3 separate regions of the Mus musculus genome follow, and all the other regions are linked to region 1. The links are chromatin loops, found by intact Hi-C in ENCODE. Cell type or tissue: left cerebral cortex. All regions are shown on one strand. Each heading gives the region's core, and the rest is flanking DNA. Links, peaks and the distances in the headings are about the cores only.

Evidence for each region. A loop is a pair of places that touch in the nucleus more often than their neighbours do. Peaks named below come from ENCODE experiments on the same cell type or tissue, not always from the same donor. Only the 100,000 strongest peaks of a DNase experiment are listed, where the experiment ranks them.
Region 2: it touches region 1 in a loop (2.0-fold over the local background); 2 of 42 quality-filtered maps call a loop at or near these places.
Region 3: a loop joins it to region 1, with 2.6 times the contacts of the local background. A loop is called at or near these places in 2 of 42 quality-filtered maps.

What each region holds. Positions count from the first base shown.
Region 1 is chr12:89,548,737-89,559,229 of GRCm38, forward strand. All of the region lies in intron 14 of Nrxn3 (neurexin III), which reads left to right. Among named protein-coding and RNA genes, the nearest start is that of Gm40537, 580 kb to the left of the region's middle. In left cerebral cortex, for the core only: a CTCF peak has its summit at 6,495 (motif pointing right); a DNase peak (open chromatin) is centred at 6,217.
Region 2 is chr12:89,717,308-89,727,800 of GRCm38, forward strand. The region is part of intron 14 of Nrxn3 (neurexin III); the gene reads left to right. Among named protein-coding and RNA genes, the nearest start is that of Gm40538, 690 kb to the right of the region's middle. In left cerebral cortex, for the core only: no CTCF peak of the experiment used is centred there; DNase peaks (open chromatin) are centred at 5,321 and 6,926.
Region 3 is chr12:89,807,465-89,817,957 of GRCm38, forward strand. All of the region lies in intron 14 of Nrxn3 (neurexin III), which reads left to right. Among named protein-coding and RNA genes, the nearest start is that of Gm40538, 600 kb to the right of the region's middle. In left cerebral cortex, for the core only: CTCF peaks have their summits at 4,549 and 5,434; DNase peaks (open chromatin) are centred at 4,847 and 6,068; H3K4me3 peaks cover 2,865 bases; H3K27ac peaks cover 1,859 bases.

The sequences.
Region 1 (10,493 bases), core at 3,503-8,502:
GTTCCACAGTCATCTTGTTCTCTATTCTTTGCTTTGCTTATCATTTCTCCAGCAGGTGTCCTCTAATGTGAGCCTTTTTTCATATCTCCTACTGTCAAAATGTAGCTTCACATTCAAATACCATATATCCCCACAGCGCAGTAATTAAGATTCTTTAGGACTTCTTTCTAACATAGTGTTTCATTGTAAATCTTCTAGCACATTTTAACACCTGGAGAAAACATAACTTTGCCAAACCTTCTTTGGCTGTTGGACCCATGCTCTTCATTTGTTCACCTGTGAATGCTCAGTGGGCCTTGAACTAATGGGTATTAGTGTAGTTTTTACATGTTTGTTCAGAAATGGATTGTTTCTCTAATTTGGATCAGGACTATTTGATTATTTCAATTACAAATTGCTTTAGTATAGTGCCAGTCACCAAAAGTTTGGCTTCCTTGCTCACTTGTTTCAATGACCTAGCTCTCTATGAGGTACCTGTCACAAATGCCCATCCAGTATTTTGTGTACATTGAATTCTATAGGGTCAGTAAAATTGCTTGTTTGCCCTTGTATTGCTGATACTTTATATAAAATCTGGCAGAGTGTGAATGTTAATGCAGTTCTCATAAATATATGCAATGTATCTGAAGCTTGATGGTGAAGATTACACTTGTTACCATGACCTAGCAATGGCAGACAAAATGTTTGAAATTATCAACTTGAAAATAGCAAATGGTCATTTTACCTCACAGTTTCAGAGGGTTTGGACCATGCTCAATTGGCTATGAAGCTTTGACAGTATAATGCACAGTACAGAACATTTGGTATAGACAGTTCTCAACATGTGAGTCATGACCCATTTTGGTTTGACATATCAGACACCCTGCATATCACATATTTACATCATGATTCATAATAGTAGCAAAATTAGTTATGGGGTGGCAATAAAATATTTTTATGTTTGGGGGGGTCACCACATAAACAACTATATTAAAGGGTTGTAGCATTAGGAAATTTGAAAACAACTGATATAAAAGATCTTTCACTTTATGGTAGCCAGGAAACATAAAAAAAAAGAAAGAGAAGGATCCCAGTGTCTTCTCCAACATCACAGCCCCCATGATCTAATGTCCTTCCATGAATTTCCACCATTCACCACTTCTCAATGGAGTGTCAGGCAGAGCACCAAATGTCAATGTTTAGAACTTCAGGGAACATCTAAGACCTGAACTGTAATAATGATAATAATGAGATATTAGTTTGGAAGCAAATAGGGGATTGATGTAAATGCTATAATGAGCCAGGCTAGGCACAGTCATTAATTTGTTATGATTATTCATTATTTATACTAGTTACATATATATATATATATAATATATATATATATATTATATATATATATGTGTGTGTGTGTGTGTGTGTGTGTGTGTGTGTGTGTGTGTGTAACTACCTCATTTATCTTACATTTTACATAGAAGTGCATTGTAAGAAGAATACTACATTTCCTAGGATTAGCTAATCAATAACAAAGGTCAACTTTGTCCGGATAGTGTTATATATAATTATGCCTTTCTATCTCCCACTCTCCTTTATGACAGAAGGGAAGGGCCAGAGGAACAGGCTTCTCTTATGTAAGGAGGGGCATGTTAAAGGGATACCTGAGTACTAGAAGAAAAAGGGGATTGGAGGGAAGCCTACAGCAAAATCACAATGCTATATACTAAAGTTTGTGATAAAATTTTAATTCTTGTACTTAATTGTTCATGTTCTTTTCTAAGCAAATACTTTTTTCCTCTAAAAAATGACTTTATATTTAATTATTTCCTCTATCTTTCAAAAATCAAATATATCTCAAATTAGTCCACATAACCAGGGTAATGTGGGCTATATGGTAACCATATGTACCATTTTTATAGACATGAAGTTCAATGTATGCATTTCTTATTTTATCTTTATGTCTGATCTGCTCTGCCCAAGTTCAGTGGGCTATATGGTAACCATATGTACCATTTTTATGGACATGAGGTCCAATGTATGCATTTCTTATTTTATCTTTATGTCTGATGTGCTCTGCCCAAGCTCAGTGTTATGTGGAACAAACAATGTGAACAGGGAAGGATGGTGGGAAACACCAGGGACTTCTTGGAGAACTGAACATTTAATTGTAGTCAAGCAAGGAGGAATCACAGCGGTGGTACCCTATTAAGTGAGATCCACAAGACTCTGGAGGCAAAAGGTTTCAGATGAAAAGAATTGCCCTACTTTTTTTTTCTATGTTGCCGTGATAATATTCCACTGCAAAAACAACTTAAGGAAGAAAAGATTGATTTGGTTCACAATTTCAGTTTACAGTCTATCATCCTTGGGAAACTGGGGCAGCAGTTGATCATATTACATCAGCAATCAAGAACATAGACCAATGAATTGATGTATACATTCTGGTGGTTGACTCCCTTTCTTTATTTTTTATAAAACCACAGGATTCCCTTTATAAGGAATGGAGCTACCCACAGTGGCCATGCCTTCTATCTTCACTAAAATAATCAGGATAGTTTCCCAGAGATATGCCTACAGGAAATCTAGCCCAGACAATCCATCAATTAGACTCTTTTGGCCGGTGATTCTAGATTGTATCAAGTTGACAAAATTAACCATCACAAGTACTAAGGGATGATTTTGCACAAGGGTATGAGTTGATCAAGACCTGGCTTAGAAGAATTGCTGGCAGTGTGTGAGCGGCAGCTGAACATAGAATAAGCTGTGTGGAGAGTAAACATCACTCATCTGCTCAGGGCAAAGAGCCAAAGCCTGGCTCAGTTTGTGAAAGAGTGGATTGAATGAAAGTTTCAAAGAACATTGAGTGAAGCCAGGAAAAGCAATAGGAGGAGCCTACAGGCTAAAGGGCATTTTGACACTAGGATTTTGACACTGTAAGCTTTAGGTCTAGTCTCAAGTTAAAAAAAATATCAAGCCACCCAAAGGCTGATAGTAAAGTCTAATAATCAAAGGATTGGTAGGATGGCTAAAATGTAATAAATATATTCCATTTATAAACTTGAAGATCTGATTATTGTTCCTTTTTTATTTTATATATGCTTGGATTTATAATTAATAGATCTTATACGTTAAAGAAATCTACATATAGGCACTAAACACCTTTTTGTGTTACTCGGACAGCTCATAAATTCCAGCTACGTGTTGGACTTAGAGGTATCAGATAATGTTTGCTGTATGATTTCTAGTAAAATGAATTGTGAATTCTCTGATTGAAATATAATTTTAATATCCTTTACTGTGTATGGCTGAGAAAAGTTCATTCCAAGTTCATTTTTTTCTCCCTGATGTGAACTAAGTTCTGCTACTGTTGCCCGGCTCTAGGCAATTATCATGAAGAAATTCCAGGGAGCCCAGAGGACCTTTCCTTCAAATACCTGTTCACCTAGAGTGCTTGAGGCATTCAATACTATTAGTTCCTGCATCCCTTTGAAATATGTACATTATTTCATCTTTATGGGAACACAGTTTTGACCCTTGGAGTGTATAGATAATCTCCCCTGCAGTATAAGAAAATTTTGACCTTAAGCAAATATTATAGAATTCTGGACCCCCAAATTTTATGTAGCAAAGGCTTGAGGGATGTGTACTCTCATTTTAGGTTTCTCGCTTTCTACTCCTTCTTCCCTTTAACTGCAATTTCCAGTTGGCTGTAAGAATTCTCAAGACATCAGTACTACATTTTCTTGCACCGTATTCTCATAATTTTGTGAGAGCTTGTGCACACTGAAACGCAAAGCTCCGGTTCCTTACTATACCTTTTGCTCACAGTTGACCTGGGTCATCTTTGCTGTCAGTTGCTTGTATTGGGCTTAAGCTTTCAGGTGGAATGATGCTAATACAGGTCAGTTCTGTTCCATCCAGGGGATTATGTCCCATCAGGCAGCCTTGGCATTCCCCTTTGTTAAAGAACAACAGAAGGCAAGATAAAGTGTTTGATGATTGGATTAAGGGGGATGAACTTATAAATTGTGGTCATCTACCCCCTCACCCCCCGAGAAGGTAGGCATAAGGTAAAGTATGATTTGCTTCTGTGTTAATCCTATGATTTTCTGGTCCCATGGCTTAGAAAGTTGAGGATTTGTCAAGTGGCTAAAGAAGGACAACCCAAGGTTACATAGATTCGATGAGTTTGTTTAGAAGTTCAGAAAATAAACCCTACCACTTTTAGATATCTGCATAAGGAAGTATGTTTCAATATTTTGGGGTCTCAAGAAAAAAACTATTTCTCTTTAAGAAATTAAAAAATATTCCTATGAATTAATCTATTATACTCTGTCACCCAAATTAAAATAGCCATACTATTTTTTTTTAAAAATCATGACTTAATTTTAAGATAATGAGGAAGTTCAAGTATACAGAAATTAAAGAAAATCGTCTTTGCCATGGTAGTAAGTGTAAATGTTTTGTTTTATTTAATCAATTTTGCAATTTATAACATGGAAATTATATGCAACTATAAACAAATGAATATTTGAGAACCAGCTTCCATCTCCAGCCCCTCCCCATTTTTGTTTTCTTTAATGAAATCCACATTGTAAGTTAAAGTCTTTCCATTGGTGCTGGTGGTTCAGGGTGAGTGGGATGCTTATCATGGGGACTTGCTACTTACACGCATGATTAAATTCAGTTGTCAGGTTTGGACAGGAGAGATCCCCTCCTCTTCCCCAGGAAGTCTGTAGAGAAGGGCTGGGATGGAGAGGATATTCATTTTCCAGTTTATAGAAGAAGGGTCCATCCATCATGATCAAAGAAGAATATTTCATGCCGTCCACCTCTGGTGAGGGCTGCAATAAATATTCTATCCTCTCCCCAACTTTGTTTCCTGCTCTGATTAAAATTCACCTTATAAACAGATAGGATGGCTTGAGATTATGAAATCAAAACACACAAGAATTATTCAGTCTCTGTTGCTCATTTTCTCCTCTGTGAATAATTTCTGCTGACAGGTGACCAGTGAGGCCATCTGTCTCTTTATTACACAAGCCTGTGGTGGGTCCCGTCTCCTCTGCCCTGGAGTTAAATGAAGGTTTCTTTGACAAGAGAATAATATAGGCCAGCAAATGTAATGCGATTTTAGGACATTCATGATTTCTTTTTAGGAATATGAACACAAATATTTTCTTCCTATGATTGAAATGTAAGTATTTCTTAAAGATTCAGGTAGATACATATCATTAAAATAACCCAACCATTCTCAGTATTAGGAAGTCTAGAAAAACTACTAATGTTTCAGAATTTGTAGTGTCATTTTCTTTGAGTATTTCATTTATTTTGATCCATTCAAATGATTCATTGGGGGGGGGATGTCTATGTCATAATAGATTGCTTTATTGTTCAACATAGCCTCTAAATTTGATTAGGAAAATGAAATCTACGAAGTACCTCAGCTATAGATTTTGGAAAAAAATGATTTGAATGTAATGTTCACTTCTCTTTCTGTGTTAGTTCAGAGGGAAAGGATTTTGATTGTTTGTTTGTTTGTTTGTTTGTTTTAAAAGACAACTGTAAAACTAACAAACTATTCACCCACCTATTCATCACCATTTTGGTCATATCTGCACTTCACACATGTTATCCCTAGAGGAGATTATCCAGTGCCAATTGGAGGGGAACTCATCCCTAGACTGATAATGTTCTTCCGGTTATTTGTTGAAGTTTGCCAAATGACTAAAGACTTACGGAGTCCAGACAGGGAAGCCACTTTTCCCTTAGTGGAAATCTATTTTTATGATTCCTGTTCTACCATATGAATATAATCAGATAGAAATTAGAATGTACTAGCTAAGAAATGAAATAAAACTTATAAGAAACACTTTGGGAAACTTTTCTAAGACTTCAGACCACGGCAGACTAATCTATTTCCTCTTGATTCTGTTTATAGTCTTTCATTTGATTACCATTACCTCAACAGAGAGAACTGAGATGTAATCTTTGGGATAGCCGTCTCAAAAGTTACAGAGCTAGGAGACAGGGAACGGAGGTGGCAATCCAGCTTTACCTATGAGAAATGAGTTCCTTTCTCTATGATATCACCTTGTTGTATGCAAAGATACAAGGTAGGATTACAACCACATTCCCACAGAGGAATGCAATAGAATCCAGCCATAGTCTAGATGGCCAGACACTGGTCACCTAAATGCCTAGTGCTATAAGAGGATACTTGGCAAACAGGAGTATAGACAGATGGTGCCCAACCCACACATCTCTATTTATGTAGAGGCCCCCAGTGTTTGTGTTAGCAGGTTTGGATGTTAATAAAAGAAATTGTTTGTTCTTTCTTTTTATGCCTGCAATTCATTTTTAGTGTAGATTTAAAAAGAAGAATTTGTAAGATCACTAGATACCAAGAGACGTGTGAGCAAAGCCAAAAGTGTATTAGGTTTAAAAGGGAAAGCCTGTGCATACATTATAAACAAACAAACAAATAAACAAATAAATGTTTGCCATTTGTCCACTAGAGGGTACTGTGAGTCCATTGGTCAATTTAATGGATAGGATCTTTTTTTTTCTTTTTCTGCTTTTTTTTAAATTCCTCCTTTTCCCCATGTTGGTCAAGGGAAAATGGAGGGAATCAGGACTAAGAGGAGTAAACAGTGGATATTCTCAATGTGAGTTTTTTCTCAGTCATGACCCTTCTTTATAAGCAAGAAAATTAAACACATTTGGAGAGTTTCAACATGCTCTTGTCAGTGTCCTTGTTATAAACCATACTCATGTATTTTGATAAAGAGCATTGATACTCGGAATCAGGTAAGTTCCTGTTATGAGCAGATATTTCAACAGGAAGCACTGACAAAAATGCCTTTCCTCCTACAGACAGTGTGTGGGAAATAGATGGCATGAATGAGAAATGACTAAAATACCATCCAACTGAGTCTGTCATTTGAGGTTCCCAATGAAGGACGATCGCTTTTGAGATTGCTCTAGGACACATGCACAGCTCAACAAGTGCTTTCCTTTTCTTAAAGTCTGTTATCAACGAAAACAGAAAAGGCAAGGCATGACCCTGTAATTTCCTTGAATTTGTCCAAAGCACGAAGTTTCTGTCTGAATATTACTATGTACTAAACAAGATTCTGGGCAGTGGAAAGATGGAGATGAAAGATAAACTCCATCCCCCAAGAATTCTAAATCCAGGGGTATAACTCGCCAGTGGTTTGAGAGACATTATAAATAGAAATTAGAGGTAGATAAGAAGCTATTTAAATACTCAGCTATAGGATCTATTGTAGCCCCCCAATGTTTGGCATCCGAGAGCAGGGGCAGTAGGCAAGTAGATACACATCTAATATTGTACTCATCATGACCACTTGACCTCTTGCAACATTCAGTTCTCACTCTTAGCCTAGGGCTGCAGACCAAGAGATGTTAGCAACCTGGATGTCTGCTGGCTTCCACGTCTCTGTATTCCTTCTCTGGCACCTTAGAACCATTTGCCAGCTCTCCACTCTTTTGCCATATCTATAAAAGATACCAGCTCTACCTCCACTTTCCTTGCTGTTGACATGATGGCTCTCTCCCTTGATGCTGCTTCTTCAGTTACCAGTGGCTCTAGCTAGTGTGGCATGGATCACCTGCTTCTCTTAGGATGACATTCCACTGGGTGTGGCTGGGATTATTCAGGCACAAGCTTTTCCTACTGTAGGTGTCAGGATCCTAGGTACATTGAATTCCTGCACAAGATCACTAGGTGGTTTCTGGCAGCTTACATGGAAGTGGCACCACAGTGGTTACCAGTGATGGGTCTGGGGCTCTAAGGTAGCTTCCCCTCTATCTTTCAGACAAACACACCAAGGCCTCTGCCCCATTTATTTAGCACTGAAATGATGATTGCTAGTTCTTTGCCCTCAGGTCTAGAGCTGGGCAGCTGGATGCTGTTCTCAAACAAGGCTGTTCAAAGAATCCAGCACCAGGTACAGGAAACACAATGAGAGTCACTGGGACTTAATTCAATGTAGCTGGACCCCATTAGTATTTGTGTTTGTAGATGTGTCTATGCCTGGAAGCCATGAACATATGCTGGGCTGTTTGGAAACCCACCACTGAGAAACTGAAGCTGTATGGACGCTGGTGATACCAGGTAGTATGGATTCTCAGCTGACAAGCCACTAGGTAATGCACACAAGACACATGCCACACCAGGGGCCCAGAGGGAATCAAGCTGTTGACTATAATGGTGTTCATTCCACTCTCAAGGTACAGATGCTACACACAGCCCCACCCAGAAGATCCAGTTTGATTTTGAGCCTGAAGGATCAGTCTGCTGCCTTAGAGTAGGGTCCATTGCCTCATGAGCTGGGCATTCAAGCTGCTGTTGCCTTCCCAGCACTCCCTACTCTTCTCTACTACATCCTTCTTCATATTTCCAGCTTAACCTGCAATGCTTTGGTCCTCACACTGTAGCATCGGGGGAAGCAGCGAAGCAAGAGTGGCTCCCAGCTGATTCCCAGAGTGAGCCTACATAGCTTGAAATGTGGGTGTCTGGATCAGTCATGGGTATTTGGACACTCATAGTCTTGCATCGAGTGTCGTTCACAGTCATTAAGTCTTATGTTTTGGGCCAGTCGTGAGCTTCCTCCCCACCCCCTGCCCAGGGGAAGTATACCACCTCTTGCCAAGGTAGATGTAGTGCATCTATGGCTTATTATTGTAAAACATATGGTGTAAATTGCTTCAAGCACTTTTTGTGATATGCCTGCAGAAGCCAGGGCAATTAATTTTTTTTTTAATGTGGCTATCTGAAGACATTTGTGACCATGGGGGCTAGCATCAGGGTGGTGCAGCTGCCTGTGTGACTGACTGTGGTTTTGCTCAAGGAGACTCACACAGCAAGAACATCTAGAACTGCTCCATCTCTGGTGGGTTTTTTTTTTTGTGTGTGTGTGTGTGTGTTTTTTTTTTTTTGTTTGTTTGTTTTTTGCTTTTTGAAACAAGAAAATGGCAGAGAGAGAACTTAAAATATAAATAACTTAACATTACCACTACAGGTGACTTTTAACAGATTCCAGTAGTCTTAACACTGCTTTAAAAGTGTCCAATGCCTAGGGTGTGATGGGTTCCCCAGTCTGTCTTGATGGGAACAATTAAGAGATGACATTGTACAAGACAGTGTGCATGGCTGGTAGAAGGCAGTGAGAGTCAGGAAGACATTGAAGGGGCAGTAAATCAGAGTGGGGTAGCTAAGACAGTCTAGAAGAACAACTAGACTGCACAAGGAAGAAGAGATACAGGTATAACTAATGTGAGCATAGGTGTTTGGAGAATTGAGTGGTCTGGGCCATGATGATGTTCACATGGGATGGAGCTAGAAATTTGGGAAGTAGCTAGGGTCTAGAATTAGGGAGATTGAGTACAAGTTTAATATGAGCTGTTTTCTAAAATACATAGTTGAGACCTTAAAGAAAAAGCTCATACACTAGCTATATAACCCTATGCATCCATCACCATGTTCTAAAAGGTGTAATAGTGCCATAGAAAGCATCTAGACTTCAGGCTTCTGTGGCTTGTGTCACAGTTTCCTAGACTTCAGGGTGATTTTAGAGCTTGACTTTCCTTCTGAAACTTTCCAGCCTATTAAAAAATTGATTTTGCAAGAGCCAGCAAGCTCCTTGACTTAATTATTTAAGGGTTGCTTGGTATTTTCACTATTTCTTCCAGATTATGAACAGAGGGGCCTTGTAAAGGCTCTGACCAGGCTCATTTAACCTCTGCTAAGCAAGTTTCTTCGTGTGCGTGTGTGTGCTTGTGCGTGTGTGTGTGTGTGTGTGTGTGTGTGTGTGTATGTGTGTGTGAGAGAGAGAATATTTGTATGTGTGTATGTGTGTCTGTGTGTGTGTGAGTATGTGTGTGTCTGTGTGAGTGTGTCTGTGTGTGTATGTGTGAGTATGTGTGTGTATCTGTGTGAGTGTGTGTATGTGTGTATGTGTGTGTGTGAGTATGTGTGTATCTCTGTGTGTGTGTGTGTGTTAGGGAGGAATGATTTGCAGTAAGAACTCTGCTAATGGAGTTTGCAGGTTTACAGGTATAAAATTCACTGAGTAAGACTCAGAGTCAAATGTCCTCCAAGTCAGAAAGGGTTCCTGTACTCTTGGAAAGTCCATTAGTACTTGTAAATTCCCAAGTTCAAATGCTATTTTGTAGGCAGTTAAAAATAATCTGCATTATATGATTGTATTATAATGGCTTACACAAGTAACCTAAGATTGTAACCATTGGTTAGTTCACTGTTTTCCTTGGTGTCTGTGTGTGGTTTCCTGTGCTTGTTACAGAGACAGGGTTTAAAGCTAACCCTTTATGTTCTTTGCTTCATTCTCTGTGTATCAAAGCTACTTTCACAATGTTGGTATTCAGTACCCACTAAGAGCAATAGCCACTTCCCTTTCTGTGGGTAGCACTGTCCTGCAGGGGATCATTAACTTTTCCTGAAGAAGCTTTGTCTCTGAGATGCTGCCTGCCTT
Region 2 (10,493 bases), core at 2,606-7,605, 170 kb after region 1:
GCTTAATGTACCCTTCTTTGCCTTCAAGGCCATTTATCTTTCTCATGTTCTTAATCTGGAATTCCAAGAACATTAGACTTTTCATAGTTATTTCCAGGTGGGTACTAGCCATAATAGGTGTTAAAGATACCTAGAAAAAGGTACTTTTTTTTTTAGAAGCTAGGTGTTTAAGAGAGAGTTATTCATGAGTATCTTAGTTACTTTCCTATTGCCATGGCAAAACACTATGATCATGGCAACTTATAAAAATAAGCATTTAATCTGGTCTCATGGTTTAGAAGAGTCTATGTGCATCACAGAGAGAAGCATGGCAACATGCTGGCATGTCACCTGACCCACCTGTGGGAGCCAGAGAGAAATGACATGAATTTTTGAAACATCAAAGCTCACCTCTGGCAGCGTACCTCTTCAAGCAGCAACACACCTTCTCATCCTTCCCAAACAGTTTCACCGACTAGAGACAAAACATTCCAACATATGAGTATACAGAGACAGCTCTCCTTCAAACCACCACAAAGAAGATATTAGAACTTTGACTGATGTTTAAATGGTAGATCTGGATGGGAAATTTCTCTTTCACTAATGAACAGCATTGGCTAAGATATTGGGAGTTTACACTTTTTGATAGGTAAAAGTTTCATCCAGAAGCGTCTAGAATTGTTCCGCCCTGTCTTGTCCCCAGATATTTCTTGCCTGTATGTTTTCAGGATCTAAGTATTTGAGAAGCACTAAATACATTAAAAGAACATGGATTCATCTTGATGTAATACCTGCAGGAATAGGAGGTGCTCAGGACTTCAAGAAGGAATTGGGCATTTGGTGCCTGAACTGGTCCAGCCTCAAGGGTTTGGGCTACTAATCGATGCTTCCCTAGATAAACTCTCTGAACCTGTCAAAAATCAAGAATCATCACATCTCAAAATACTTTATTCAGTGGAAGGATTATTTCTCTTTTGATACGTTGTTCTGTTGAGGTGGAGAAATGCAAATAACCCTTTGGAGAACCCCTTGAAATACATGGGCTCCTCACTTAGGGCCCAATTAGTAGGAAAAACTCACTCTTCTATAAGATTTCACTGTGCCCTTGAAATTGCACTTCAAAACTACATGCACTGACTTCCCCCAGGCACAGAAACAGGCTCCATGTTTTAATTCTGACCTTAATTAAATCTCTTACACATAATGTCTATGTGATTCTCCAGTGACACAGGACAGGCAGAGGAAAGGTAAGTGACCGACACTCTAGTTTTATTTTGTTCTTACAATAGACCACTATGGCCAAATGAAGTTTAGGCATAGAAGGCTTGTGCTTTGGCTCACATATCACGGACTGTTATTGCGGGAAGTCAAATCAGGCACTCAAACAGGATCAGGAAGCAGAAATCCTGGGAAGCCACTGCTTTCTGGCTCACTTACTCACAGGTTCCTGCTTCTATAGCTTTCTTAAACAGTTCAGGGCCACAGAGAAGCGGTACCACCCTATATCAATTAACAATCTAGACAATTCTCCACAGATGTGTCCAGTGGACAATCCCATCTGGGTAATCCATCAAAGGAGACTCACTTCTCAGGTGACTCTTGGCTATGTGACATTGACAGTTAAAGCTAAATATGACCCCTGCAAATTTTCTTTCTTTTTTTTTTTTTCAAATTTCCTCTCTGTCTCTCCATCTCTATCTCTGTCTCTCTCTCTTTTATGATAGAGTTGGACTTTAAGAGAACATCCTCAGTTGTGTTACAACATTACAAGTCTGAAGCAGTTAAAATCATGCCCAGAGTCATGCTTGGTGGTGTCTTCTCTACTGCTCATCCAGTCTCATCTAGTTTCTTGTACTTGATAAAACCAAAGTCAGTGAAAGATGCTCTGTATAGGTTTTCCCTATGGTTGATCCTAACCCAACTGCTGGAGTGCCATGCAAAATGATAGCACTCTTTGAAATCCAAGGCGGGGAAGTTATCCTGGCTGAAGACAATGTGTTCAGCACAGGTCTGATAGCATGGTGGCTGCACTGTTTGTGGCAAGCTGTGGTTTGCACTGTCTTTCACTTTTGGTTTCACCTAGCACGTGGGAGGAAACCTATAGCCAAGAGAAACAAACACACCTGCAAAAACCTCCTGCTTCTAGAGCAGAATCGGAAGGTCTCTTGTGTGTCTGTCTGCTTTAGTTTGACTTTTGTGTCCCTCTGAGAAAACACTTCCAACTGAGATAAGACCCAGTGACCTAGTGTGCAGCCCAGATTCAGGAAGGAGGTCTCCCCTCCCCCAGCATGCTCAAAACAGGAAAGAAGTGTTTTATGTTGTATCTCAACAGACCTAAAAAAAAAAAAAAATGAAGACTACATTCTAGATGATATACCCAGTGCAGAAAAGACCTCTTTTGTTGACTGGAGCAGAGTTTGAGTTATTTTTATCCCTTTTGGCATTTGAGTTAATTAGTCTAATGAATGATTAAGTGGGAAACAGGTGGGAAGTGTAGAAATCATTGGAGAAAGTACCCGGAGAAAAGCTGAGAGAAAGGCTGGAGCCATGCAGTGCTAGTTTGAATAGGGACTACAGTGTTCAATTGGCCTCGGTGCTGGGGCTTCCCCTGCCTCTGCTTACATTGGTTAGAGAAAAAAAAAAACAAAATGAAACAAATCAAAACAAAACAGTTACTTCTAAAGCTTCTGGGAAAAGAGATTAAAATTACCCCTCCCCCCCATCGTGTCCATTTTAGTTTGCGTTTCCATTCTATTACCTTTACCAATAACATATGTGCACGTGGACACTAGTAAAAGGAGCCAAGGGAAGAAAAATAAAGGGAAGGGAAGGGAAGAAAAGAAGAGAAAGTGAAAGATAGATAGTGAAAAGAAGGCAGCCAAGAGACAAAGAGGGGTGGGTGTTTGCCTTGTCTGGGATGATGAGATGTAGGAAAATGATAATATCTTTAAATCTAAAATATCTAGCAATGCATTCAACAAGAGCCCATGTGTTTTCTTAATTTGAAAATTGACATTGTGGAGCCAAATGCAAAACAGTGTTTATCTCCTGCATTGCTAAAGAAAATATTCACTGGTTTGTTTCACTGTCCAATGTGTTCCGTTGTCTGGTTGTTCACATGGATTAGAGAAGATTTTGAAGATGGATCATCTGATACATCATCCTGTATTATCTGATACAATACTAACATAAAACCATTTTAAGAAAAGTAGTCATGTATGATTTTGATATAGAGATGAGTGAATTAATAAAAAGCACTGAGTGGAGTGCCTCCAGAATTGTCCCTAGCATATGTGGGAATTTGATATTTTACAAAGATGTTGTTATAGTGGAGGATGGAAATATTTATTTGACAAATGGTAAAAGTCCACCTTTCTATCCATATGAAATAAACGTGCATTAAATAACTAGCTTACCTTGTAAACAAATTTCAAATAAATTAAAAGAAATAACTTTAAAAGAAGAATATTCAAGAAAAATTTATATTATCTGCATAACCTAGTGATTGACTGACAGGTTTCTAGCCAGTACAGGAAATCCTAGATGCCTGCATGTTATATATGCATACATACATGTATGTGTATATAATTTACATATATAGCATTTAAAGTAAAAATCTACAATATAACAATTTGTTTTAATAGCAAAATATACCCTTAGCAAATTTAATATGTAAGTAATATGGTTAAAGAATGCTATAATAGAATATGTGTATGAGGAGTGTAAGCAAATTAAACACACTGTGTTTTCTTTTATCTCATGTAACAAACAACCTAAAGATAAGCAACCCTGAGCCCTACAGAAGCTCATGTGGCATCCCGAGGTGTTTTCACTTATCTCTGCCTGACAGGCCGCACTACAGGCTTTCCTCTTCATGTTTATCACCTCAGGTACAAGCCCAAAGTGCTGGGCAAGTGTGCATTTTTTTGAAGGAGAAGGATACAGAAACTTCCTGTGGTGGCTCCAGGTATATGGAGCACTTGCTAACGTCTGGGTCTAAGTATTGCATTGGTTGGCTTCACCATGACCCATTTGTACCCTTGTGACTGTAGCTCCTTAGCTTTGGAGACGAGGGGTACACTAAGGCTGGATAGATGGGTCAGAGTGCATGCTGAGCAAGTGAGGGAAATGTCTACATTTTTCATGGGCATCTTCACACCGACACCTAAAGAAAACAGCTCAGTAGGAAAGCAAAGCGAGAAACTCGCAATAGAAATGTTGCACGTGGCATATACTATACCCGGAGGAAAGGAGCCAAGCTGCCTTCACATTCATGAAATTGTGCGTCTAGGAAACAGTGAGAGCGTTTTATAGTCATCCAGTCCACGTAGGTTTTATGGTGGCTTGGAGTGCTGGGAAGAAACTACTATAGCTTCTTTCCTTCTTTAAAAGAGCAACTTTCATATGGCAGTTTCACTGAACTCCAAGCATACAATTATGTGTCTGTGTGTGTATCCTTTGACCTAGAAATCCTAGACATGACACCTATTTCATCAAAATAAAAATATGATTATCTAAACATTTATTCCCAAGGGTTTTATTGGTTTTTTTTTTTTTTTGATTGGTTCAAAAGAAGAAGAGAGGTTAAGTGAATATTCATACTGAGAAAAGTGGACTTTCTAGGTAAACAATAGTGAATATCAGCACTGGTATGCAGTTGTTTGGTAACAAAGATTTTGGTCTATCTTGATCTACAAGTAACACAGAAACATTTTTACAATGTACTATTAAGTTACAAAATAAATTAACAATGGAGGAAGAGAAGAATTATATAAATTATTAATCAAGGTTGCCACAGTGGGGAGGAGAGAAACAACAGTCAAAGAGGAAGGGAGGGAGCAAAAGAAATCAAATTTTCCTGTGCACAGTACAATGATGTAGATTTTTTTTTTTTATTTTGAATGATGGACAAGAAGTCACAGTTAGAACAGTAAGCAGTGAAGTTTAGGAGGATAAAGAATAGTAAGCTGAAGTTTTGCATGCAACTGTTCCCCGTCTGATGATAAAAGAACTGAACTATCAAAAGTTCTTCTTCATAGGAAAAAAAAAGTATAAATGCCAAAAGATCCATGGTGAATTCTTCATATAAGTAGTAAACACTATGGAGTTCTCTTCTATAATAACTAGATTAAGTATCTTCTTTTTAAAGCAGGTGGTAAATGTATGTTTTCCCATTAAGAAAATGAATCGTGTCTACAGGAGGGATAATGAGAAGGCTGCGTGGTTTCGATGCACATGTGCAAAGTGTGGGCTACTTCAGTGCAGGGAAGATTCCTCCCTGCTCATAACTGAGTCCCAGAATGTTCGCAGCCATCTGATTCCAAGCCCAGAGTTTTGGCTCCTGGGCTGTGTTGCTGGCAGGGAAGAAGTAGGGTGGCATGTTGTTTAAATCACAGCACTTCGCTGTTTCCTGGCTAAGTTACAAAACAACGCTGTAGTCGTGAAACTGAATGTCATCAACACGCGTTTTGTGGCATGTACAGAGCACGCACGACACTGTAGTAGCGCTTTAGGCAAGTGCGCGATTCCATTTGAAAGAGGTGTTGTTGCTTTCCTGTAGGAAGTTTACAAACTGAAGGAAGACAAAAAAACATGAGACAAAACAGCCAAACAGAAAGCAAGCCAGTGGGTTTTCCAAACTGCATTATCTGATTCCAGAGCTTAGCTCCAGGCTTTGCACATTTTAAATACTCAATAGCAACAACTGAATGGCCATAAAAATCAAACCTGTTATAAGGCGAAGGGCCATTAACTGTAGTATTTAGCCGAGTGTTTTGTCTTTTGCCAGAACCCATCTCGCTTGTGAGCAGTTAAATGCAAGTATGATTTCTCCTAGGATTTCCAGTTATTTTATCATCGAAAGGGGCTCTGTATCTGGTTGGTGCTTCCTTACGTCGAGTGAGGTTTAGGGAAGCACACACTACCGGTTTCTAGCATGATGCCTCTCCTCTATGGAGAGGGATGTAGCTGCGTCTCCCTGCGTCTCTACTCTTCTAGTCAGTCTGAGCCCCACCCTTTGCACTGCGCAGTCAACACTCCAGCCATCAAGGGGACATTTGCTGTTTTCTAGTGCATTGTGATAGTCTGGGTCTCTAGACACAAGGTTGTTTCTTGCTTCCACTGAAATGCCAGTCCTGGCCTGTTTATATAGGCTCTAGACTTCCAAGTTTGGTTAAAGAGTCACTGTTCTTGGCATGTTTTTCATTAAGCCTATCTAGAAAAGTATTAAACACTCACGACTTCGTTATTCTGATTATTTATCATGTGTGGCCCTTTTCCCAATGATTCTTATTTACTGACCCTTTGCTTTATCATAGGATCTTTGTAATGGTGCCTCTAAACTGTCCAATGAGCATGTGAATGACTGAATGGCGACTCTAGTAAGGGAAAGGAGAAATATGATGCATTTGGAAAATGGGAAACAATTTTCCTATTTTAAGTAGATTTCCTATTTTATCGCCTATTTTAGAAACTATTTAGATATCTCCAGGGACGTTCTTTAAAATTATTTTTAGATTTACTTAGTTTATTTCATGTCGACGAATGAATGTTGTATCTGCATTTATGCCTGCATAGCCCATGCCTACCATGTATCTTCAGAAGTCAGAATAGGGCATTGACCCCTGGAATTATGAATGGTTGTGAGCCACCATGTGGGCACTGGGAATCAGTTGTAGGTCCTCTTCAGGAACAAGTGCTCTAAACCACTGAGCCATCTCTCCAGCCCCAAGAACAGTGTTGTGAGTAAGGATTTTATAGATGTGATAGAGGTAAGGAGAGTTTCTTGCCTTTTATCTTTAGAAAGTATGGGTTAACATTTGTAAATAGGAGGGATATTTTGGACACAAAGTGCTGCATAGCCACAGCGCACTTATTTAGGCTCCTCTAAAATAGTCTCTTCCTTGGGCATGTTTAAAACCTGAAGTCTGGTTGGCTTTATAAATATGCATGAGCTGTTGGGGAAGGAGAGCCTAGGGTGTGAATCACACTTCAAGCAGACCCACCCGCTCGCTCCTGACTGCAAGTTTTTCAGAAGTGTGAAATGAAAATGTTTTTTAAAATTAGAAAATGTGCCATCAGAACTTTATCAGCCCAAAGAGAAAATAAATAATCTCTTGAAAGGTGGGGAGGGCTGGGGATATTTAGCTAGTTAGTTTCACAGCTAAAATGCTTAGATAAGATTTTGTTAGAAAATGCACAAATTAATTTTAATGAATATGAAGGAATATATATATATATATATATATATATATATATATATATATATCTTCCCTAAACAAACTGGGTACTGAGTGCTGCAATCCAGGGTTTCTGAGGGATTGTTTACACCTAATTTATGAGCAAATTGTTTCATGGGGAAGAAGGGACTCTCAGGAGGTATCTTTGTAAGGTCTATTTGCATTTGAAGAGGCACCAGGGAGCATTGGAGAAGTGGGAGATTTCTGCAGAACCATTTGGATCTTAAATTGCTTAATGGTAACAACAAAAATGAGAGTAAAATAGTATTGTTTGCTTTCACATTTGTGGTAGATGGAGTTTGTTTTCCATTGTTAGTGTTGACTTTTAAAGTAGCTAGGATTGAACTGAGTGTGCTTATACAGGAACATCGTAAGGGATAAGATAAAGGATAACGATCTGAGCTCTCTGCTATTTAATCCCTAACTCACTAATCACAGAATGTAACTTCACCCAATCCACTTCTTTAACATCAATGCATGGGCATTAAAAGACACAATGGAAGAGCAAACACCCAATAGCAACAGCACACAATGATGCAAAATGCTACAGAAATTGAGCCAAATTGAAATGTGTAAACATTAAGATAAAAATCCATGAAACATTATAAAAATAAAATATTGAGGTGGATGTGTTCCTTGAAGAACAGTTTGCCATTTCCAAAAAGTGTTGCTACTAAAACCAGCCTGGTACATTACAGTCTGTGATGGAGAATGGGGTGGGGGAGGAAAGAGATTTAGCATGGGCTACTTTGGTATCAGCCAGTAGGCTCCATCCATCCTGTGTCCTGCTCAGGGTTCCTGATGTGGTCGGTGCAGGGAGGATAACCTGCATCTCTCATACACTTCCAAATAATAGGGACAGAGGCGACTCCTGAAAGGACACATAAAGAACATGGCTCTGTCACATGAGTAAGATTGAATGTGAAAATAATATAACTACCTGTAATTAAACACAGAGCTTATTTCTTAGGTGTCTAGTGATCTCTCTCTCTCTCTCTCTCTCTCTCTCTCTCTCTCTCTGTGTGTGTGTGTGGTATGATCATTTAAAATGCCATGTTATCATTTTTAGCCTCCTACTGTAGAGGCTGAAGTTCTTTTAATCAACGTTGTTATTGGTAACCCAGTGTGCATTTTCTAAGACCACTTGAGACAGACATTGTTTCTTATGGACATAAGAGAAAATAACATTTACTTTCATAACGTGGTTGTCTAGCTCCTTGACACATCTGCAGGCTTTGACACTAATTTATTACTATAATTTGACTCTTCTCCCATGGTTGAGCTTGGAAGTAAATTTCCAATGATGAAACTTGATGTTAGTAAATACTGCCAGATCCTGCCCTTAGGATATAAGAGAAAAACAAAAACAGGAACAAAACCCATAAAACTGACAACTGTTTATAAGAATGCATATGTCTAAGTACATGGATTTTTTTTATTTCTACCCAAATATGTTTCATTCGTCTCTTGTCTTCTTTCCCCTCCCTTTTCCTCCCTACTATCACCCTCCTGCCTTTCTATGTGTGGTGTATGAACATGGGTACATATATATATATATATATATATATATATATATATATATATACATATATATATATACATATATATATATGGATATCAGAGGTTGGCTTTATTGCTTTCTACTTTATCTGTTCATGTGCAGTGGTTCTTAGCCTTCTAATGCAGTGACCTTTTAATATAGTTCCTCATGTTGCAGTGACACCCCCAACCATAAAACTATTTTTGTTGCTACTTCATAATTGTCATTTTGCTACTGTTATGAATCATAATGCCAATATGTGCATTTTTGATGGTCTTAGATGACCCCTGTGAAAGGGTTGTTTGATTCCTCCAAAACTAATATAAATTCTCTGAACCTGAAACTCACAGACTAGACTGGCTAGACTGGCTTGCCAATAAACCTGATTTTTTTTTTCTTCATTCCCACTGTTGGGGTCATAAGTCACTGTGGTTGTGGTTTTTACATAGATGCTGGAGGTCTGAATTTGAGTCCTCATTGTCTTAGTTAGGGTTTTACTGCTGTGAGCAGACACCATGACCATAGCAAGTCTTATTTATAAAGGACAACATTTAATTGGAACAGGCTTACAGGTTCAGAGGTTCAGTCCATTATCATCAAGGTAGGTGCACGGCAGCATTTAGACTGACATCATACAGGCAGAACTAAGAGTTTTACATCTTCATCTGAAGGCTGCTACTGGAAGACTGAATTCCAGGCAGCTAGGATGAGGGTCTTAAGCCTACACCTATAGTAACACACCTACTCTGACAAGGCCACACCTCCTAATAGGGCCACTCCCTGGGCCAAGCATATACAAACCATCACACTCATGTTTGCACAGCAAGCACTTTATATATTAAGCCATCTCCCTATTGCTGCATGCACACCTTCTTGTTTAGTATCATTCTAGACCTTGGAGCCCCAAAGCTACAATGACTTTATCCCTAGACGTGAATGTCATTAAGTCAGCGGCTCCTGGAAAGTCATTAATCTCTGCTCAGGCCCAAGCTGCTTCAGTGATTTTCTCTCACTCAGCAGTGTCCTTACAAAGAGGTCCTTCAGACTCAAGGCTGTGCCTGCTCTCTGTTTACTTTCAACTGGAGAGAAGGCTTCCTACACTGATACATCCCTAGGGAGGTCAAGGGTAAGCATTTCTCTATGAAGAAATGCAGCTCCGACCTTCATTATCCTTAAGACTTCACTCTTGTTTTTGGAACTTCACAACCTATGGTAATAATTTATTTTAAAGGTATACTCCATCCTTTTTGGCGTTGTGTATTCTTGGCTCATTTTTGGAGGGTTCTAAAACCTAGCACTCCTAAGGAGGACACATACAAAGAGTGATGTACTCTGAGAGTATGATGATCAGAAGAGTACTGACCTTCTGAGAGTATCGATGGAGGACTCTGGGCTAACATCCATCATCACAGCATCAGTAGAAACCTCCTCTTATCTTTGCCTGTTCTCTTCCAAAACATCTACCTTTGAACTGTACTGGAAATGTACTTGTAGGGAGTTGCTGCTAAGAGACTCAGTGGTTTTTAAGGGGTGGACAATAAATTCCCAGGACCCATTTCAATCCTCTTGAGTCAGTATTTCTCAGGGGTGTCATCCAGTGATTTGCTTTGTAACAAGCCCTCCCAGATGATCTCACTGAGTATACTAGAGAGTCGTGCACAGCTATATGTTTCCCCAGTGCCTTGGTAGAAGGCTTTGTTCTAAACTCCTATGCAGGTGATTCTCAGAGAGAGGGC
Region 3 (10,493 bases), core at 2,054-7,053, 260 kb after region 1:
TTGGGGTTGCTGAGGTTACCCCTGTAAGATGTGAGTAAATACCAGGAAAGTGCTAACTGCACGAATGACCTCTTAATGTCTTCTAGAGAAAATGAGGATAATAATAGAAGAATTATTATGGTTGTCATTATTATTGATACTGATCATTTTCAGTATGTCAGACACAATTGGTAAAAACTTCACATGCATTAGCTGTTTGAATCTATAGATATCTTGTAAAAGTATTCTTATTTTAAAACAGGGAGACCAAAGTAGAACCTAACCAAAGGTACTCTGAAACCTTATACAGCAACTAATAATTAGGATTTGAATTCAGGCTGCCAAGCAACACAGCCCAACATTGAAACCTAAATCAAGTCTCAAAATGCATGCTAAACTTTTGATTGGGTGATATATCCTATAAATATGCAATAGACATCACTCAGTCTTGGGTTACAGGCTGTTGTTCAGGGGGAGAGTGTTTGCTTTGGTATGTGCAATGCCCCAGTACTCTACTCAGAAAATAAAGAATTCTGTTGGTTCTTTGAAACAATAATTCCTTTTATTTAGTTCCTCAAAACTAGATAGAGATTTTCACAGTGGCAAAGATGAGAAGTTTAGATCAGTAATTGCTAGAAGCAGTTTAGTACAGACTATCAGGTGTTTGTGGCAGACCACTAGGAAGAACTAGGTCCTGTCTTTGAGGTAATAATAATAATAATAATAATAATAATAATATGATCATAATCATAATATTTAGTTAATAAATTATTATTTCATTTGGATTTCAATTGGAATTAGCTAAGAAGTGTTTGTTTATTTTTTTATCTTTTCTTGAATTGATATATAAAAATCTGAACTCTATAAACAATTCCCAAGCCCATTGATCAAACTCAAAAGATCTGGAAAATGTAAAGAGATTTGGCTCAATACTTAAATGCCTGAATTTCCTTCTGTGGCCACAAGGAGGACAAGGGAATAATGGTGTTTATAAGAAGGATGATGTAAAGAAACAGAGGAGATCCGGTGTGCTCAAGGGAGTGTGGCCATAGATAAAACATATTCTCTTCATGCATCCAATTCTCAACAATAGAAGGTAAAACATACCAGAGCAACCTAAGCATTCTCCGAGGCACACATTTGTACAAAGATGCTACGGTCCTCTTCATTTAAATCAAATTCATGTCGGAGTGATATTTAAAAGGAAAAAAAAATTCTCTTTTATACTCCCAAAAGGAAAACTTACTCAAAATCGGTCTTTTTGCAGGATGGCTTTCTTAAATAAATGAACAGAAGAATGAATTATGTGACTATAAATAAATCCCCTGACATATAATAAAGCAATGTTCGACTGTTTTATGGTGTCACTGGAAGAACCCCTGGATATATTTATAGCCATGTTAACAGTCACCTGTATTTTTCAGGACTTTTATTTCACTGTACATTATGAGAGTTTAGTCGGGTGAGGTTGGTGTTTGTTTTTCTCTTCCCAAACTGCCTACTGGAGCTGTGTAGAGATAGCAAGTAAGGATTTCTACTCTTTGTTTTTGTTTTTTGTTTTTTGTTTTTTTTTTTTTTTAAAGTAGGTCTTCACTTAATGTCTTGGGTCTCACAGAATCAGGCTGTGCCAATGCTTTTCTGGTCTTTCTAAGTCTGCAATCACATTAGATGTGCCAGCAGTGGCGAACTTGACAGGTATCTCCTGCTGACAGTGAAGTGGCACGTCAGAGCCTATCCAAGTGAGAGGAGGCTTGTGCAGAGATAAAATGCACCGTGAGGGACGACGGACAAGGCAACTTCACATTAGGTTCCTGACGCCTGACACTTTAAGTAGAAGTAGGAGGCTTATTTTAGAAGCCAGCGGATTCCTTAGACTTCCTTGGAAGCTGAGGCGATGAACAAAGTAAGGTAAAGAATTAAGAGGAAATGCTCTCTTCCACTCTGGATGGTCTCCTAAGAAGAGAAGAGAGGCAAAATTAAAAGGGCCAGGAGAGGAGTCTGGGATGACAAACTCTGGAGTTGAATGTACCCAAGAACCCCAGCTGTTGCCCCTGTGGATCTAGCTACAATAGGAGTTTACACACCTTGTTCCACTCAGAAATGCAGGATTCTAAGGATTTCCATCTGGGTGTCATGAGGGGGATATACACATGGGAGCTAAGGTGGATTATTCCCATGAAATTATTCTCCTTTAAGATCTGTGGGGAGAATAACAATTTCCAATCTATTTCTTCCCTTTTCCATCTTAAAAGTGGACCCGCATCTTCCGCTGTTTGATGTGCCGGAGATGCCAATTAAAAGAGCCCAGAAGAGGACAGAATGCAGGAGGGAAAAGGAGCACCCATGATGGGCAGTGATGATTACTTTTCTAGCTGTAAGAGGTGTTTAGAAGACATCAACTTATCGCCATAGATAAAATTCTCAAACTATGCTGGCCTAATATAAACTGTAATAGACTGTAAGAACGGGAGTTCGAAAAGACATATAAATAAGAAGGTGTTGACTAGAGGGAGGGATGTGAGACATATGGAAAAATTAACAGTGTATTATATTGGGGAGGGCTATGTAGTTTATCAGGATGGCAGTAGCTCAGCTCTTTGGAGTACAAGCAATATAAAGCAGCCTTGAATTTGTTATCTGATTAGTCCTCTCCTCACTCAACTATGCTCATAAATGGAGTCTCCCTCCCTGGAATCTACAGCTGCTTCTTCTGACATTTTGTGAGTAGTAAATAAATAAGTTCTAAGGATAGGACCTGGAATGAACAGTTCCTGCTGTATCGCACCAGCAGAGCTTGCAGGTCCCATTCTGAGTCAAGGGTTTATTTTCCCTCTATAACCAGGCAGAGAATTAGTTGGAATGTCCATCCAGGCTCCCCTTGCTTCCTTGGGATGAAGTCCAACAGTCTCCTGTCCGTGCCAAGTTGGAAAAGGAGACCATGAGATGGATAAGTGTTGTGTATATCAACTCTGGAAGGCTTGTCTCTCGGAAATCAATGTCACTAAAGTCAGACAAATGGACCACTGAAACTCATGGTACGAGAGCTAATAGATTCGAAGCCTTGGTTGGCAATTGGCTCAATGGGTTCATTTATTCAGCAAACATTTACTGAGATCCTGAAACTTGATACCCGTGTGCCACACCCAGAGGATGAGGTAGAGAGTTGGACAAAGGCTCTGCCATCAGAGAACCTATCTACCTTAATCTTTCTAAGGATATAGCTCATGAACAGATGAAGTGACTTCTGAAAGCCAATAATGCTGGAAAAGAAACGAATTGGAACAACAAGGTAGGATAGCCACCAGAATGGCAGTGCCTAAACCTGCAGGAAAATGTTCTAAGGAAACAGCATAGCAAATGCACCCTGCTAATGTTGAAGGAATCCTTCTAGAGAAAAAAATCCGAGCAGGCTTGGGTTGGTAAATATCTAGGTACATTCAACTGGTGGAAAGAAAGTCTGGGGAGCAGACAGAAGTGAGTCAAGAATGTCTAGTTGATGGAACTGTCAGTGCATCAGAAGCCTGGTCACCTAGGTCCTTTTGAAGACTGTGTGACAGAGTTAGAGCAAGATCCAAGTGCAATGGGAATCCTCGGGGGAAATTAAATCAAGAAGCAGCTGATAAGAATAAGAATTATTGTAAATTCTCAGGGGTAATGTTTAATATTTTGTTCCTTTTTTGCAATGAGCAAAATTATATGTAACAGGTACTATGTGTACAATTTGTAAGCATTTTATTCTAAATGTGTGTGTGCCTCTCTCTCTCTCTCTCTCTCTCTCTCTCTCTCTCTTTCTCTCTCTCTCTCTCTCTCTCTGTGTGTGTGTGTGTGTGTGTGTGTGTGTGTGTGTGTGTGTATAGTGTGCCTACCCTAATTTCCTTCAGAATCAAATTGCATGATCCGGGCAGAGTCTCTGCTAGTAAGGCTCAGATAGAAAGGACTTGCCTAGGAAGAATGTCCTTCTATTGTGTTTGTGTTCCCACTCAGTGGAGGTAGTAGAAATAGTGGATAGTGTTTCCTGAAAGGGCTCTGGCCCCTCCTGGAGTCGCAGATTGCCTTGAAAGGAGCTGCACACCCCACCCACCCCTGAACAACCCCTTTTCAAACTCCTCCCCTCCTACTCCTTGCCACCACTACTCCCTACTCCTGCACGCATCCCCTACCCAGATTTAACTAGTACTTTCTGGTACCCAGCACCAGTGAGAATCTACTCGCCTGAAACATTATCTTCTGGGCAAGTCAGGGACAGACCAGCCACTCCTCCGCTTTGCACACTTCTTTACTGTGATTTGACTTGAAGATGCTAGCCTCTGGATCCCGAATTCCAAGGGTCCAGGGTGGGTGGAAGCCACATCTTAGGATAGACTGGTAGCCACGGAACACTTCCTTCACTCTGAAGAGTCCCTGAGCCACCCAACCCATAACCTTTCCTTCCGTGAGCGATGACACGGATTCTATCATCTATCCACTGACCTAGCAGTGGTGTCCATTGGCTCTTGTTCAGTCTCAGCAGAGATGCACGCCGGAGAGTGGACGCCCTAAGTGCTGCGAGAACAGCCGGGCGCCTACCACAGGCAGTCCGGTGTGCTTGCAGACTCAGGGTTTATTTTGGTTTAGGGACACTTGGGCTGGAGGTATATTCCTGCCAAAAGCTTCACTGGTGCCTTAGTCGCCGAGTTGGGTTTAGGGATCTTAGGAGAGGAACGGGAAGGGAGATCCCCGGGGCCCTGAGCAGAGGAGGGCTGTGGGTCTCCTAGGCGCACGCACAGCGGGGTGGAATCGAGGGAGAGCAAGGCGAGAGCTCTGGCTGGTGCCCGGGTGTGTACAAGCAGCCGCGAGCTAGCGTACACTTGAATGGGGAGGGCCGGGATTCCTGGAGGCTCCACCCCTCCCTCCTCCAGAGCCAGCCAGTCCCTCGGCAGAGCACACCGGCTGTACTGATTTGCTCTCCGGAGTGCGTTATTTGCATATGACTTGCCCATTTGTGAATTTGACTCCCCAACTCCTTGCTTCACTTCACCTGTGCCTCCCCAGTTGCGCGCACTTTGCTGGTACCGGCTCTGCTCTCGGCCACCTCTGTCATCCGCGAGCCACCTCCTCTAGCGCTCTCCCTGATTGCGCCTACCCTGCTCCTCTCCACCTTCTGCTACGTTGGTCTGGGTGGCTAGCTCAGTGCTGTTTCTTTTCCTCTGGCCCTTCTTGATCCCTTTCTCTGGCTACTGCTGCTGGCTGATTTTCAACCTATTGGGAACTCAGGACTTAAGGCGGCTGCACCGTGGCGCTCATCCAGGACACTCAGGGTTAACAGCCTCCGCGCCCATCCACAGAGACTCCCGGGAGCAGAACTCTTCCACCTGCAGCCCCCTTTTGCCTGGCAGTTCTGCATTGCATCGCTTGGAAGTCGAAACAAGAAAGAAAGAAAGAAAGAAAAATGTCCAAACTCCTTGGATGTTGGGAAAAACTAGCGTGAATTTACTTGGTTTTTTCCTGCTCTGTCTTCTCTCTCCGTTTCCACCTTTCCCCAGTGGCTTTCCAGAGTATGCAGCTAGTACATCGGACTTGAAGTACCAAGAGAGCAGGAAGAAAGCTCGCGGGTCCTTCCCTGAAATGTGTGACAAGCCAGGGCTTTCCAGGTCTGCTGTACCTGGGTCGACTCTTGCATCCTAAATTTCTCTTCCAGGAAAAGGCAGGGGGGAAAGGCTTTGCCTTATCTTTTTTTTTTTTTAATCTTCGGTTTCTTTTTGTAGTTTCTTTTTTTTCTTTTTCTTGTCTTCTTCTTCTTTTTTTTTTTTTTTTTAAACCGATTCACCATTTCCCCGAAAGCTTTTATTGCTTCCCTCATCCCCAAATTGAACAACTCTTCCTCCTGCTATGATGGGCCTCTGGGCATCATGAACTTCGTTATTGCTCACTGGCTGGAATTTAAACTGCCCATCTGTAGTGGTCCAGTGCGTTGACCATGCACCTGAGAATCCACCCAAGACGGAGCCCTCCTCGCCGGCCGGCCTGGACGCTTGGGATCTGGTCCCTCTTCTGGGGATGTATCGTCAGCTCTGTGTGGAGTTCTTCTAATGTAGCCTCCTCCTCCTCTTCCTCTCCGGGATCTCACTCTCAGCAGGAACACCATTTCCACGGCAGCAAGCACCACTCTGTGCCTATTTCTATCTATCGCTCCCCTGTTTCCCTTCGAGGAGGGCACGGTGGGTCTCTCTGCTCTTTATCTTTTACTGGGTCATTGCAAATCTTTAACCCACTGTCTTTCAGGTAGATTCCAGGATGGGAATAGCAGAAAAAATTCAATTTAAAATTATGAGATGGCTTGCATGTGCATAAGGGGAAAATTGTCACTTTCTCTTACAGGCAAATGCTGCTTGCTCTCAGCCATTCACTTTCCAATAAAAGGCTCTCCCCTCCTTGGCACTCTTGCTCATGGCAGGGCAAACACACTTTCTACCCTTTGCCACCTTCTCCTCCCCCAACCTGCTGATGGCAGGCAGCTGAAACAACTCCTAATGATGCTACAATTTGGAAAGTCGATCATTCACCTTACGTTAATTCACCGGTCCTTTCTCTGGTCTCGTGGTCCTTTCTCTGTTCCTGTTTCGGGGCTGGTTGTGAAGAAATAGCTGACAGCAAGTCCTTTGGGCATCAGCCTGAAGTTGATGAAACTGCTATAAAGTTACCTATGTGATAAAGATCTAGGGAGAACAACTGAGTCAAAGAAGGCAGAAAACATAGCTAACAAACAGTGGATGCTATTTTTCATTTGGTTAGCTTTTTATTTTCCTGTATGTAGGTTGGAAAGAGTAGCGATGCCCTACCAAACACACATCTAATATTGCTATTAGTGAGGAAGCAATATGTCAGATAAGGCTAAACCACTTTTAATTAAGCCCTGTAAATCATAGCAGCTTTGACTCACCATGTATGCAAATGATGTTTCAATTAAAGTCAGCATGAATGGTTAGTTCACACAAGCCATGTATGATATATTTTTGCTTCAAACAACCTTCTTTGCATCAGCTATTGGAGGAAGAGACCTGTGGTTCATAAACATATACTCAGCTCTGAGCAGGCTCCCTCAAAAAAGACTGATGTCTACAGCCAAGGCAGGAGCTTGCTGTAGTAAATCAGCCCAAGAAGTGTTTACTATGCACTCCACTTTGATGAGGAGGGGAACGGGAGAGTGCCTGAGCAGCCCTCCAGTGAGCTGTGCTGTGAACCTCTCTAGGGGCCCTGTCATGACTTGTATTTTAAGGTAGGCAGGCTCCATTAGGAAAGTAATTCTTTCCACTGGTTCCTAGCTAGGGGCTCCTGCTCCAAGCTGTCTGTCGTTTTAAGTGGAAACACATTGAGAGAATGCCAGCGCATGCCGGTTCTTTCCCTCTTTTCAAATCCCATGTGGTGGAATTGTCAAGTAGTTGAGAGCCTGTAAGGCTTGGTAGAAGGCTCTCCTGTGACTGAGAGAATGCTGGAATGCTTCCTTGTAACCTGGTTGCTGTTATGTGACTTCTGTTGGGTCTGCTATAGACTCTCTTTAAAGCAAAACAAAACAAAACAAATAAAACCACAAAAGACCAGGCAAGAGCTACACACAGACACACTCACAGAGGGAGAGGGAGGGGGAGGGGGAGGGGAGGCGAAGGGGAGGAGAGAGAGGAGAAAGAAAGGGAGAGAGAGAGAGAGAGAGAGAGAGAGAGAGAGAGAGAGAGAGAGAGAGAGAGAGAAATTTCATTAAGATGGAAACTTAACTCCTAAGGAAGAGACAGACTGGGATGGTGGTTGAAATGAGGGAAGCCAGACAGACTATTACTAATAGCCATAATTAAGCACAGAAACGCTGAGCAATAATTAGCTAAATTTTGCTAATTAGTGTAAATGATCACCAGGGAGATGAAGATTATGCATTAGTTAGAGGTTAGAGGCTAGCAGGGTCTTGCTATTTCTTTTTGTTGTTGTTCAAGATGTAAACAGTTAAAAGCAGTACTAATAGTGATGGAATTTGCAGAGCAGAGTACTTGAGGAGTTTATAAATTCCACCCCTCCTTTCCAAAAGGGTCGACTCATACACAGGTTAATTTTTCCCCCCTTACCTCATCTATGCTAAGATTGCTGCTTGGGTTTTCTCTAACCCCTTTGACGGGTTTTCATTGTGATTTCTCATTACCTGGCAACTGATAAGATTCAGGTTGATGGATAAGAAGAGAATAAAGAAATAGCCAGAGACTCCTCACAAACCTTTCATATCCAACTGAACTGCAGGGTGCACCAAACCCCAGGGGCTGCCATGGTGAAGATAAGAAAGCTTCTGTATTCTAACTCTTGCCTGTCCTCTTTTAAGAAGTCCCCATCCCACTGATTTGGGACTTGGGGACTGAATATATCGATACTAAATAGGTGGCCTCCATATTTAATTCATGTTTTTAAGCTTAAAATCAAGCGAAGTAGCAATTAACAGTAAATCCCAACCTTGGCTCTCTTCCTGAATCCCAGCTGTGAGCAACCTATAGCATCACTTACTAAAACAACCCCGAGACTCCCCAGAGCTTTCCAGTAATATTCACCTCCCATTCATATTTGAAATACACTGGCTTTCTTCTAGTTCAAGGCCAAGTTTAGGTCAGCATTGCTTTTATAAGTATGTCTTATGTGCAGGTCTTAGGGGGCATAGACCCATGCAACTGGGGTAGTTGTCATGAATAGTTTGGCTAAGGCTCCCTCCCTTTTTTTGCCTTTCATGCTGGCTTAAAATTAAAGCTAAAGCCTTGAATCCAAGAACCTTCTTTTGACTCAAGAAAGATTTTTAAAACAAACAAACAAACAAGCAAAGCTTGCCATTTTTAATGCTTTGCCTAACTTCCCAAATCCTCCAAGATCCTGCTGATCAGTAGCCATCCCCTTTCCCCACCACCCTGCCCTGTGGTGGGATTCTCTCAAAGGCAGTTGGAAAAAAAACAGAAATCCTCAGAACAGCTGGGAGTTTTCACATATGCTCTTATCCTTGCTTGGAGGTGATCTTTAAATTATTGATTATGCTATAGATTTGTGTGAAGTCCAGGGCAGCCTGGGTGATGCTGAGATCATTTGTAAAATTGGAAGAGAAGATTAATAAGGTACTGGTGTACCCACAAATAGTCTCTGGCTAGGGCTCCAAGATGGAATGAGCCCTTTTAAAAACTGAAATCTAATATCCTTCTTCTCCTTTCTCAATCTCTTCTTTGAGGTTCCCCACCCACTTTTCATGTATCCCTCTACCAAGTAGTCACTCAGAGAACAGTGTTTATGGGCCAGGCGTTGGTCTGTCTACAATATAAGTTAATAAAACATTGGTGTGTTCAGCTTGGGCATGACTCTGTAACTATGTTGATCCCTGTGAAAGACAAGTGCTTCTTCATTGTACAAACTGTGGAGGAAGGTAGGGCCAAATCATTTCATATGAAATCTAAGTGTCCTTTATAAAATTCATATTTTCATTCTCCCGTGACTCAAAATACCCCTCCACCTTGAGTTTTTTTTTTTTTCCATCTTATGCTTGGTTTCCACAATTTAAATAGCAGCTGTGAAAGTGCTGGGTGGTTTAGCTGGGCAGAGCATAGAAATAGGTACAGTGTACTGGTTTTCATCCCATTAATTTTCATTTCCATACAGGTTTTATATTCTTTTCCAAACCATCCTAAGCAGATGTGGTAGTGGCCTCACTGGTGGCAGAGGAACCAGGGAGTCTTGAATGACACTCTGCCACGAGATCCTTTCAGGGCCTAGCCTCTAAAGTTTGCCCAGCATTAGGCTCACTCTGGGCTCCTCTGCTGAGCACATTATGGCGCTGTGCAGCTGCTCTCTCACCACTTTCTCTCTGCCTTCCTTCTTGAGATCGGGAACACTGAATAATTCAGAGTGTTGGTTGACAGATAAAACGATAAGATTTATACGTCGTTGGCCTTGGTGATGAATTAATTAAATTGGTTTCTCCTCTATCCTCGGCATGCATTGTTTTCTGTCTGTAAAATGTGCTTGCTGGTAAGTGGTGGGCTTGGAGATTTGCCTGCTCTTGAAAGATGGTAGGGGAAGATTATAATATCAGAGGATAAATCTTTTCAGGACTGCTAATGTTATTGCCGCCACCACCAGATAGGGTAGAGGTGGGGGAGGGGGGCTGCACTGTTACAGGCAGAAGAGATGAGAAATGCTTAACAATTGCCTTCAGGGCTGAGAGGAAAAGACTGTTTCTAACTACTAGTTCATAGAATCCAGCAGTGAGACTTTACTCCTCGATATCAAAATTTCAGAGGTACCACATTCTATTCTGTAGTTTAGAGCTGATTTATCAGGATTTCAGATATCTCTGGGACCCTGGATAGCCTTGGAGAGACACACATCTCTGAAGGTAACCCATGAGCTTCCCTTCCATATTTGTTTCCTTCTAGCTCAGCTCTGAAGGCTAAGGGTTGAAGATCAGAATGGAAGCAGGCTTAGTCTCTGGGGAGCTGTCTCTGGTTTACATATGGTCATTTCCCTAC